Regions from separate parts of the Homo sapiens genome. Here regions 2, 3 and 4 are each linked to region 1. A link is a contact called in ENCODE Hi-C or POLR2A ChIA-PET data. All regions are on one chromosome and are shown on one strand. Each heading gives the region's core, a stretch centred on a gene start or an enhancer-like site at or near the end of the contact. The rest is flanking DNA. Distances are from core to core; before and after follow the strand shown. Region 1 overlaps MYO1D (myosin ID). Region 2 has its middle 22 kb from the start of SPACA3. Region 3 overlaps TMEM98 (transmembrane protein 98). Region 4 has its middle 15 kb from the start of H2BN1.

Region 1 (2,843 bases), core at 130-2,629:
GGCAGGGGACACAGACAAAAAGTGCAATCAGTAGAACTCAGAGACTGTCGGCAGTGGAGAAGGAGCGGGAGCGGGGCTGCCTGCCAGCTCTCTGGCCTCAGTGACCGTGCAGACGACACCTCTCACTGCATAGGCTTGATGGGAGGAGGGAAGCACTTTGAGGGAGGGGGCCAAGAGGATGATCTCAGCATTGGCCATGTGAAGACTCAGCTGTCTGCAGAGCATTCCGGGGATTTGTCTAGGAAGTGGCTGAAAAGACATGCATGGACCTCATGCTAAGAGAGGGGACACGGACTGGATCATTGTCATTGAAACCACAGGCATGAGTGATGCCACTGTGAAATAATGTATAAAATGAAAGGGGCCGAAGATGAAGCAGTATTTAAGGAGTGAGAAAGCAAAGCCAAAACAGCTCCCGCAGGAGTCCCACTTATTCTTGCGGTATCAGTCTGTGTGTCGCCTCCTCTGGGAAGCCCACCCACCCCAGCCACCCAGGGTCAGTGACCCTCCTCCATGCAGCAGGTGCTTCCTACAAAGCACTAGCATCCACGAGCTTGGGCCCGGGTCATCCTCACCGCATTTGTCCTTCTCTGGACAGTGCCCCTTCCACCCTGGGCGCTCCATGAGTCACTGCAAAGAGAACGTGGGCAGGGAAGGGAAGAATGGGTGTTGGCAGCATGAGGAGAGTGCCATGGGGGAGGGGCAGCCCAGGCTGGGAGGGTGGTGGCAGTCCTGTTGGGGACACAAGCAGGGTGAGTGTGGATCACGCCCCCGGGCCTGGGAGCCAGGTCAGTTCAGTGCTGTGGAGAGGCAGACAGCAGGCTTGGGTGAGGTCTCAGGGCATGCTGGCTGCCGACAACACCCAGATATGACCCAGTTGGTTCATGACAAGAGAAAGGTTTTACTTTCCAAATACAAATGGTTTTGCCCCATTCCTCACCAGCTGCAGACCCAGAAAGGACTCAGTATGCCAGGAAGCACCACGCCACCACTCCTGGACTTGGCCTGGTTGCTGAAATCATAGCCTCACCTTATAGGTGACTGTGGTAAAAGTGTCCATTCGACCCTGACATAAACAGAAGTGGCATTTCCTAAAGCAAGATTTTGAAAGAGATTCCCTGTGTGGTTTGACATCAGCAGGGGGATTTACTTCTTGAAGGAACTGAAACACAGAGTAAACAGCTGCAGTCATGAGCTCCTGATGCTCCAGTCAGTAGCTGTTGTCCTCAGTGTGAGCCAGAGAGCATGCATTATGTCCTAGTGACATCCAGATGGAGGACGGCCTGTCTCTGTGACTCTAGAGTTTCTCATGAAGCACTTAATGCATTTACTATCACTTTGAAAAGCACCTGTCTCTGCTTGGTGCAAGGCTGTGTTCCTCCTACCACATCCTGTTACCAAACTTGAGAGAACATTGCATTAGCCTCACAATATTCTCAGACACTCCTTGCTGCACCCAGAAAAATGTTCTCACCAAGTGACTGCACTGCACCCCACTTCCACTGCATTTTCCCTTGAAGTGCATTTGTTAGAACCTGGATCACCCCCACTCTCACAGGGAATGCCATTGAGAGGAAAAGTGACTCACTGATTTCTTCAAGTCCTGCCTGGCTTCTGCAGGGGCAGGGCAGGTCGGCGAATGACAGTCTCCTAATCCCAGCTGAGCCAGGGCTGCCTGCAACCTCCCAGGACCCGCTTTCCTGGTTGGCTTTGACCTAAAACCCTGCACTGCCCAGCTGACCAGGGGCCTGGATGGGAGGGGATGTTTTCTGGGCTGATTCACCTTCTGGACAGGAGTGGCCTGTCCCACTTTGTGCAGGGCCTGCGAAGGCACAGGTAGCACAGGGAACATGTTTGTTCATTCCATAGATCAAGTCTTGCATTTACTCACGGGTTTCTCTAAGAGCAGAAGACAAGAGTCTAAATGAAAAATGAAGGAAAGTAATTTGATAAAGGCCATTTGCCTGCAATGATGGCTTGAAACAGATGAAACGAGATGAAAGTCCCCGAATTCCACAGTTTGCTGGCCATTAAATCCTGTAACAGAGGATGGGGAGGGAAAAAAAATATCCCTCCCCAATGCAGCCAGCCTCCCTCGGCAGCTGTCCTTTGGCTTGGCGCACCCTCAGAGGGAGACGCCCTGCCTCCATCTGTACGATGTTTCCTTTTCTTTAAAAAATAAGGAAAGAATTCTGGCTCTAGTTGGATTTCCAGAGTGTGGCGAAGTTCAAACAAGAAAGAAGTCACTGACCCCAAGCGTCTACTCCGTCTCCTGCCCAGGCCTTTCTCTGCTCTGTCTCCAGGATCAGCACAAGAAATCTCTTATTAGTCTTAAAATTATTTTGGCTAAACTTGAGATGAGGAGAGAAAACATGGTTTGAAGGCAAATTCTAATTTTTCATTTAGGTCAATCCACATTTTAAAAAAAAATTATTGTGGTAAAATACACATAACATAAAACATATTATTAGTCACATTTAGTACATTCACAATGTTACAAGACCATCACCTCTACCTAGTTCCGGAATATTTTCATCACCCCAAAAGGAGACCCTATGCCCTCTAAGCAGTCCCTCCACGCCCCCACTCCCCGCAGCCCTTGGCAGCCACTAACTGGTTTCTGCCTCCGTGGCTTTGCCTCTTCTGGCTATTTCATATAAATGTAGTTATACAATATGTAGCCTGTTGTCTGCCACCTTTCACTTAGCATCATGTTTCAAGGTTCAAGGTTCATCTTGTTGTAACATGTGCTAATACTTTATTCCTTTCTGTTGCTCAATAATATTTCATTGAATGGATGTACCACATTTTGTTTATTCATTCATCCACTGATGCACATTTGG
Region 2 (2,843 bases), core at 144-2,643, 470 kb before region 1:
CCCACAAGGTAAGACCTGGCAGGCATTAAATCTTATAGTTTGGGGTGCTACCATCTGGGTTATATTAACTACCAACCTGATTGGATAGGGAGGAGTCCCCTGCCAGTTTCCATTTTGACCTTCTGCTTCTTGTATAGTAGCCTATCCCAGCCATATTAACTTCCAGAAATGGGACCAGCTCATGTTTTCTTTTTAGATTTTTCTCAGAGTTAACTTTAAGGGTTCCTCAGGTGACCCATGCACTTTTCACCGGGTTTTTTCCCCTCCCTTCTGGGGTATCTTTTACCAGTTACTTGACTCAAGTATACTGAGTTCACCCCCATTCAGCTGTTTGCACAGCTGTCTCAGTGCTCAGGAGCACTTGATAAGGACCTTCCCAGCTTGGGTGCAGCATGTCTTCTTTCCAAGTCTTAATCAGCACCAAGTCACCAGGCTGGAAGTGGTAAACCACAAACTCAAGAGGCAGAATTTGAGTCAGAAGTCCTTTTAACCTAAGGGATAACAGGGTAGAGGATATGGCCAGTATATAATATCTTAAGAATTGATCAAAAAAAAATTGATCCTTGGTTTCCATAGTAGGGAGATCTGTAGCTCTGCCCAAATATGGGAGCCCATATAATAACTCATAGGGAGACAATCCCAAGTCTTTTCTTGGGGCTGTCTTAATCCTAAGGAGTGTTATTGGAAGACATTTTGTCCAAGGCATTTTAGTTTCTAAGATTAGTTTGATGATACACTTTTTGGGTGTTTGATTCATTCTTTCTACCTTTCCAGAGGAAGGGGGATGCCAAAGGGTGTGATAATCCCATCTAATTTGTAAACCTTCCATAATTCCCCTTAACAACCTTGAGAAAAAGTGGCTCCCATTGTCTGAATCAGTATTTTCCACCAGGCCAAATCTAGGGTACAATTGTTCTAATATTATTTTGACCACATTCCTGGTGGTGGCTGTTGAAAGGGGAAAGACCCAGCCAGGAAGGTGATCTATGATCACCAGTAAATACTTTAGTCTTCCTACTTAGGGCATTTCTGTGGTATCTACTTCAATGCTTTGAAATTGTCTTAATCTGGGAGGTCTTCCTCCCGTGGCCTGTTTTCTCATTATCTTTTTGTTTATCCTTTGACAAGCTACACAACTTCCACATACTTGTTTAATGAGGGTATAAATCCCTATACACCCATAATTCCTAAGTATTGCATTATACAGAGACTTGGATCCCCAGTGACTCCTTTTGCATAATACAGACATTAGTTTCTTATTGGGGGTTTACTCACACTGGTTCTTTCACACTGTCCACCTTTTTCTCGGCTGTCTGCTCTGGCTCTGCGGCTCCTGCCACCCCCACGCCTGCAGCTGCACTCCCTGGCCTGCTAGGCCAGCTTTTAGTCACAAAGCTAACCTTTAAAAGGCCTTGCCCACTGGTTCTTCCAGATTTAATCCAAAATATTTTCTCATCTGATCTCTGAGCCTCTGCAGGAATGCAGAGGGAGTTTCCTCTTTTTCTTGTTGAATCTCAAATGCCTTTACGACATTTTATGCCCTAGGAGTGGACTCTTTGATCTCTTCTAATTATTCATTCCTCCATTTGGGCCCAGTCCCTGGGATCTTTATTATCCAATTTGGGAATGACATTTGGGAATTTTTGTTTGGCTGGCAAGAACCCTTGCCCAGGAGAGTGTTGCCTGTCCCAGATGGTCATGACTGCTCTCCTAATCATTCCCCTTTCTTCTCCTGTGAACAGTATATTTATAATAGAATAATTTTAGCCCAGGTGTAAAAGCTGGGTCCTAGGATTTGGTACAGCTGGTCTGCTAAACTGAGGGGATCTTCTAGGAGTGGTTTCATTTCCTTCTTGAAATTCCTAACTTCAGTACCTGTAACAGGAGCATTTACAAAGCCAGTCTCTCCCTGTCCCATGGGAACTTCCCTAAGAGGATACATGCTAGATGCCTGCTGTGTGGAGTGGATAGGGGAGTTTTCAATATCCTCTTACACTGTTCTTTTTTTTACATATATACTTTAAGTTGTAGGGTGCGTGTGTACAACGTGCAGGTTTGTTACATATGTATACATGTGCCATGTTGGTGTGCTGCACCCATTAACTCGTCATTTACATTAGGTATATCTCCTAATGCTATCCCTTCGCCCCCACCCCCAACACCCCACAACAGGCCCTGGAGTGTGATGTTCCCCTTCCTGTGTCCAAGTGTTCTCATTGTTCAATTCCCACCTATGAGTGAGAACCTGCGGTGTTTGGTTTTCTGTCCTTGCGATAGTTTGCTGAGAATGATGGTTTCCAGCTTCATCCATATCCTTACAAAGGACATGAACTCATCCTTTTTTATGGCTGCATAGTATTCCATGGTGTATATGTACCACATTTGCTTAATCCAGTCTATCATTGATGGACATTTGGGTTGGTTCCAAGTCTTTGCTATTGTGAATAGTGCTGCAATAACCATACGTATGCATGTGTCTTTATAGCAGCATGATTTATAATCCTTTGAGTCTATGCCCAGTAATGGGATGGCTGGGTCAACTGGTATTTCTAGTTCAAGATCCTTGAGGAATCGCCACAGTCTTCCACAATGGTTGAACTAGTTTACAGTCCCAACAACAGTGTAAAAGTGTTCCTATTTCTCCACATCCTCTCCAGCACCTGTTGTTTCCTGACTTTTTAATGATCACCATTCTAACTGGTGTGAAATGGTATCTCATTGTGGTTTTGATTTGCATTTCTCTGATGACCAGTGATGACGAGCATTTTTTCATGTGTCTGTTGGCTGCAAAAATGTCTTATTTTGAGAAGTGTCTGTTCATATCCTTCACCCACTTTTTGTTG
Region 3 (2,843 bases), core at 219-2,718, 430 kb before region 1:
CTACCCTGTGGTTAATTTTTTTAAATCAAGTTCAGAACTACAATTCATTCTGATTTGCGTGGCACAAGGTTTTGCTCCAAATCTTTGCTCATGAACACTCGATAGGAAGAAAAAATAAAGATGTATTGTTTGATTTCTAAAAGCACTTGAAAAAAAGATGGCCTCAAACACTCTTATTCACGGCTGTGGAGCCGGTGAGGACATGCAGAGACACAGTCACCCTCCGCGCCTATCTCAGCCAGCTCCTTTCTCTAGTGCCCTGGAGCTGAAGCCACCTCCTCGAGACTCACAGGCCATCAACACACTGTGTGGGATAAATGGAGCAGGAAAAACAATGGGGACAAAACATGGCCAGAAGGAGAAAGAAGTGTGAGGGCAAAAGGACAAAGCAGGACCCTGGCTGAATTATGGCACGGAGCATTCTAGAAGTAGTCCAAGGTACTCTTTAGGATGGGCCTGTGAGCACCAGAACAGGTCCACTCTCTGGACAATGCCACACCCTCATCTTAGGACCCGTGCTGATCCTACTCACCCAGGCTCACACAGAAACCTCAACCTCCTGAAAGTGCTGCCTTGTAACCTGTATCACAGGAATCTGCCTGGCCTCTAAGTGGCTCTTAGAAGGCACAAAAAGCATGACAAAGGGTCTAGTGAATACCATAGTGCAGAATCTTTAAAACTAATGGGGAAGGAGGCCGGGTGTGGTGGCTCACACCTATAATCCCAGCACTGTGGGAGGCTGAGGCAGGAGGATCACCTGAGGTCAGGAGTTTGAGATCAGCCTGGCCAACATGGTGAAACCCCATCTCTACTAAAAATACAAAAATTAGCCAGACATGGTAGCAGGCACCTGTAATCACAGCTACTCAGGGGGCTGAGGCAGGAGAATCGCTTGAACCCGGTAGGTGGGGGTTGTAGTGAGCCAAGATCGCACCACCGCACTCCAGCCTGGGTGACAGAGCAAGATTCCATCTCAAAAATAAATAAATAAATAAAATAATGGGGAAGGAATGCCCAGTGCCCACCCAGAGCCTGGGATGTGGGTTCTTATAAAGCCAGGGGCTGACCATGTGGCTACAGCCCACTGGAGGCAATTCCAGAGAAGGCAGGGAACTGTTCTCAGCTGAGTCCCTCCCTGGATTATCTCCCTCCCACTCTCTCAACTCACTGAACTGCCTGGACTGAGTTCAAGCTGACCAGGTCGTGTATTCCCTCAGAGGAACTCACGTGGCAACTCAGGAAACTGGTCGTTTTTATTTGGTTAATCTTGAGGCAGAGAAAGGGCTGGTTCCTCGTGATTTACCTGGGGCCATGGCAACAAGGAACGTGTGGGCCCCTGGAACTCACAGCAGTGCCATTGTTTCAGCAGGCATACAGAGGTGCCCTCCCGGGTGGGCGGAGGGGCCAGGTGGCTGACGTGGAAAACATCCTGGCCCCGACCCTCTGCTCAGGCACGTCGGCATACCAGCCACCAGGTGGCAGCACAAACTTAGTACAGCCCTTGGCTCTAAGAAAAGGGCTTTATTTTTCCTCACGATATCAAGCCCAAATGAGGGGGTGTAGCTGTTGACTGCAATCCTGCTGGTTGCCTCCCACACGGGATTTCGCAGTTAGCCTGGAATCTGGGAGGTTGAATGCCATATGGCTTCAGCTCCCACCCAGTGCTGGAGGCTGCTGGCCTGGGCCAGGGATGGAGCAGTGGGCACAGCCAGAGTGGGTCCCCCAAGCTAGTCTCCAACACAGATTCAGGCAGAGACAGGGGTGTGGGCATCTGTGTGACATGTTGGCCTGGGAGGAAGGCGTGTCAAGGGGAGCTGGTATGTGGCTGGGTAAGAGGGGCGGCCACGGGCTCTGCAGGGCAGGGTCTAGGACAGGGTCAGGACTAGGCACCTGCTGGCGCTTCCCCAAAGCCCTCTCAGATGGGTCATGCTGCAGGTGGGGATGGTGGAAGCCCACCTTAGCTGAGAAGTCTCGGTATCTAAACCCTCCTGGTCACTCTGTAAATGTGTGGGAAACAAATAGCTGAAGTTGCCTGTGCACCATTTTATAGAAGAGCCCAGCTCTGCGGCTACCCCAGCTTCCAGCCCCTCTCTTCCCTCAGGGAGTGTGGGGACCTCGAAGCCGCCAATTGCTCACCTGGGGCTGATCCGCTTGGCCACCACAATGATGTCGCTGACACTGGCTGAAGTCTTCATCTTGGCCCCAGAGCCCATTGTCATGGCAACAAGCTTCTCTGTCAGAGTGTGACAAATCTAATGCGGCAGGGAGGAGAGAGATGAGGGCTGACCTGGCTCCACTCAGGGCCTCGCCACCCCCACGAGACAAATCAGCCCTGCCGTGAGTTCCATCGCAGCTGGCCCCCAACCTAATGGCCAGATGTGAAAAGTACAGAGATGAGAGGAAACGGGTGGGAAGTGGCAAAAGCCAAGGGCATGGCTGGGAGAGGACCTGGGGTGGGAGCCGCAGATCAAGGGCAGGGTGTGGGCTCTGGGAAGCCTAAGCTGAAATAATCTGTCTTAAGAAAAATCATGTGCTCCAATTTCACCTTCTCACTTAGGGGAAAAACCTACTTTCTTTTTCTATTCCTTCATCTCATGGTTTAGTCTTCCACAAGAATAAATATCTCCAACAAGGCACCCTCAGGAATGGGGCTGAACAAAGGGCAATTGTTCCCTTTAAGCACATGCTCCAATAACAGCACTTATTTCAACAATTGTCTCAGGTAATATATTAGCATGTTTATCAAGCTGATGATGAAAGGACCTTAGGAAAAGCAGGGAAAAGGCAAGACTGACTACAGCCTTCTTCGTGGTCCCACCCACAGAGCTGGCCACCCCAGAGCT
Region 4 (2,843 bases), core at 217-2,716, 410 kb before region 1:
TTAATTGTCTCAACAGGTCAGCGGGGAGGAATTATCTCCACTTTATACAGGGGTACACTGAGCATCTGGGAAGTTCAAGAACTTGTGTGAGATGCCACAACTAGTAACTGGCAAATACAGGATAAGAAGCTAAGTCTGTCTGACTCCAAGTGGTGGATCTTCTCCTTTACCCACCTCTTTCTGTGTTCTCTCAGTCTTGGAAAAGACATCAATGGTCACTTTGCCTCTGATGAGTTCCCCCAGGGCCTGGTATACACCTCTAATGGAATTTCATTGCCATAAAACTTTTTTCTTTTTCCTTAATGTCTGTGAAATCTGCCTTGGTATAAATATCTAATAGTAATGCCTTAAACCAAAGCATTGTGTTGGTGTAAGAAACACTTTCATGTGCATTGTTTAATTTTTCACCATAACCATGTGCCATCACCACATCACCATTTTACAGATGTGGAAGCAGGTATGTGGCCAAGGGATGACCCGACTGCAAGTTCAGCACAGGCTCCTTCCACGACACCAGGCTGCCCTAAGTACAAAGTCCAGTTCAAACCGGGGAGTGTGAGATAAGAGATGGGGAAGAGGGATAGAGGTGAGTCAGAAACAGTCTTCCTCCATTTCTTGACCACCTTAGAAACCACCTCCCTCACCTACCCCATGCCTCAGTGACCCTCTTGTGTTTGAACTCAAACCTGATTTACTAACCTCTTAAAGTGGAAGGGAAACAGCATGTCCTGGTACAGGGTAATTGATCAGAACAGTAAAAGTGCCTTAGGTTGCTGCAAAGGGGCTGTCCTGTCTTGGTCCTCTTTGTATTTCCCTATACCCTCTAACTAAGGGACACCCAACTTCTTGGCCCAGAAGTCATGCCCAGTACCTCTGATGACTGACAGGACTTTGGGAGGAATCTGCGTTTCTCTCTAGACTAAGCCAGATCCCAGTGCTTGGGTCAAGTGGAGCTGGAGACAGTGGAACCCTCTTAGAACCCCAGCAACAGTCAACTTTCGGGAGGTGGTGCTGAGAAGAGAGTCCTCACACAGTTCTGGGTCAGCCAGGATGGTATTTCCCCAGGACAACTGTGGGCTGGAAGAGGATTATGTCACTACCTGGCATTTTTCTAAATCCAAGCAGGGCTTTAGAATACCCAAAGCCATCCCAGGATTCAGGATCTGTCTCAGGACAGCAGGAACCTAGCAGAGAAGGCCAGGTCTGGGGTCTGGAGCTAACAGCCCCCAGATTGCCTTCAGTCCACTTCTAGTTACCCCCCTAAGCAGCAGCCTCTCCATCCCCTTGAAATGTCCAGGACCAATGGGACAGAATCCTGCAAGAGAGAACCATGGAGAGAATGGTGAGGGCTCTGATGCCTCCCAAGTGGAAAAAAACACACACTTCCGGATCTGCTGACAACCTAAAACCAAGAAGGTGCACTTCAAAGAGTGGTCACTGGGTGTCACCACTGCTTCTAAAGCAAGTGCCCTCATCTGTGAGCTAACGTTGAAGATTGCTGGGGAGAGAAATTCCTTCTTGGAGCCTCTGTTTACAGGCCTGACATCTTCTGTGCTTCCCTTGAGCTCCATGCCATTCTCACTCCTCTCACCCTCTGGTCCTACCATCTGGCCTGGATCACATAGGCCACCACGGAGTTGCTCTCTTGCTCTTCTCTCCTTCCCAGCTCTCTTGGCAGAACCCAAACTCCGTGTTCTCCATGCTGGCACTGGAGCACATAGTTAGGGAAAGTCACCCAAGACTGGCTTTGCTTTTGATTCATGATCACAAATCTCAAACAGGCACTTATTCCTAGTCATCCATCTGTCCGTAAGTGTCCAACTCTCACTTACTCCCTCAAACAACTTCATATCTAATCTTTAAACCTCCTATGCCCCTATTCTGCTTTACTTGTACCATTTAGAAAAGAAAAAAGAAATAGGTATCAACTCCATGTTTTCATCACCAAACATCTAAACCTTCCAAAATTTGTATCTATCTTCTCTTTCACCTCTACTCTGTATCTCATCTCCCTTTACTTTCTCAAGGTCCTTTGGCTTTCTCTACTTTCTTCTGGATTAATATCTCCCTCTCTGCTAGAGAATTCCCACCAATGAACAATTAAAATCTAGTATCACTCATCTTAAAAATCTTTATATACCAAGTGACTCTCCAGTTACCAGCCTGTGTCTCTCTTCTCTTTCAAACTAGATTTCACCTTTCATCTCAACACCATAAGAAAAAAAGCTGTCTCTACTAACTACCTCCCGTTCTCTCTTCAACTTGCTCAAATCTCGCTGATACCCACTGTGCTCCACTGAGTTGACTTCTCAAGATCACCATGACCCCCATGTCACCAAATGGACATAAATATCCTCACATTCCCACCAGGATTGTGAACACCAGTCTGACCATGTTCTCCCTCTTGGCTTCCATGACACCACCCTCTCCTGATTTTCTTAGATTTATCCTTGGTTTCCTTTGTTGGCTCCTCCACTGTCTGATTTTAAATATTAGAATTTTTCAGTCTTTTTCCTGGATAGTTTTCTCTTTTGCTTTTTACCCCATCTTCCTGGGTAATCTCATCCATTCCTGCTGATCTATACATTGCCTTTTGATGCTGATGGCTCCCAGATTTGTATTTTGGGCCCAGTCCTATCTATTTCACGTCTTCACTTGCAGGTTTCATAGGTATTTCACAATGAGCATGTCCAGAATGGAATTCTCAATTTCTTCCTCTCCCCAAAACACCTGTCCTGTGTTTAGTCTTCTCCATCTCTGTAGATTGCATGGCTGTTTCCCACAATGCCCAAGCTCCAAACCTAGGAATCAGTACTTTTTTCTACATGCTCATATTCATTCCA

The links. A loop is a pair of places that touch in the nucleus more often than their neighbours do. ChIA-PET counts read pairs that join two places held with the same protein, here RNA polymerase II (POLR2A). Pooled maps may share reads with other maps.
Region 2: a pooled map shows a loop between it and region 1 (4-fold over the local background). The contact joins two enhancer-like sites. A Hi-C loop is called at or near these places in 1 of 37 single-sample maps with no recorded cell type and 2 of 50 pooled maps. POLR2A ChIA-PET finds 5 or more read pairs at or near these places in 2 of 52 experiments (Panc1 and activated T-cell).
Region 3: a loop to region 1 is called in a pooled map, with 3 times the contacts of the local background. The contact joins two enhancer-like sites. A Hi-C loop is called at or near these places in 1 of 168 maps with a recorded cell type or tissue (ascending aorta) and 3 of 50 pooled maps. POLR2A ChIA-PET finds 5 or more read pairs at or near these places in 1 of 52 experiments (HEK293).
Region 4: a pooled map shows a loop between it and region 1 (2.4-fold over the local background). The contact joins two enhancer-like sites. A Hi-C loop is called at or near these places in 1 of 168 maps with a recorded cell type or tissue (ascending aorta) and 2 of 50 pooled maps. POLR2A ChIA-PET finds 5 or more read pairs at or near these places in 1 of 52 experiments (activated T-cell).

What each region holds. Positions count from the first base shown.
Region 1 is chr17:32,502,152-32,504,994 of GRCh38, reverse strand. The region is part of intron 21 of MYO1D (myosin ID); the gene reads left to right. Among named protein-coding and RNA genes, the nearest start is that of CDK5R1, 17 kb to the right of the region's middle. RefSeq lists an enhancer at 652-1,422. Within about 2 kb of position 1,379, at least 13 of the 41 ENCODE cell types and tissues checked have a DNase peak (open chromatin) inside an H3K27ac peak, as active enhancers do; they include ascending aorta, where a contact is called at or near this core.
Region 2 is chr17:32,968,926-32,971,768 of GRCh38, reverse strand. No RefSeq gene overlaps it. Among named protein-coding and RNA genes, the nearest start is that of SPACA3, 22 kb to the left of the region's middle. Within about 2 kb of position 1,393, at least 2 of the 41 ENCODE cell types and tissues checked have a DNase peak (open chromatin) inside an H3K27ac peak, as active enhancers do.
Region 3 is chr17:32,935,741-32,938,583 of GRCh38, reverse strand. TMEM98 (transmembrane protein 98) reads right to left here. Exons shown (of 8, transcript NM_015544.3): 6 at 2,137-2,252. Among named protein-coding and RNA genes, the nearest start is that of TMEM98, 9.0 kb to the right of the region's middle. RefSeq lists enhancers at 1,299-1,593, 1,504-2,153, 2,154-2,804 and a silencer at 2,011-2,198. Within about 2 kb of position 1,468, at least 12 of the 41 ENCODE cell types and tissues checked have a DNase peak (open chromatin) inside an H3K27ac peak, as active enhancers do; they include ascending aorta, where a contact is called at or near this core.
Region 4 is chr17:32,908,679-32,911,521 of GRCh38, reverse strand. No RefSeq gene overlaps it. Among named protein-coding and RNA genes, the nearest start is that of H2BN1, 15 kb to the right of the region's middle. RefSeq lists cis regulatory regions at 1,419-1,501, 1,389-1,502, 1-2,013. Within about 2 kb of position 1,466, at least 3 of the 41 ENCODE cell types and tissues checked have a DNase peak (open chromatin) inside an H3K27ac peak, as active enhancers do.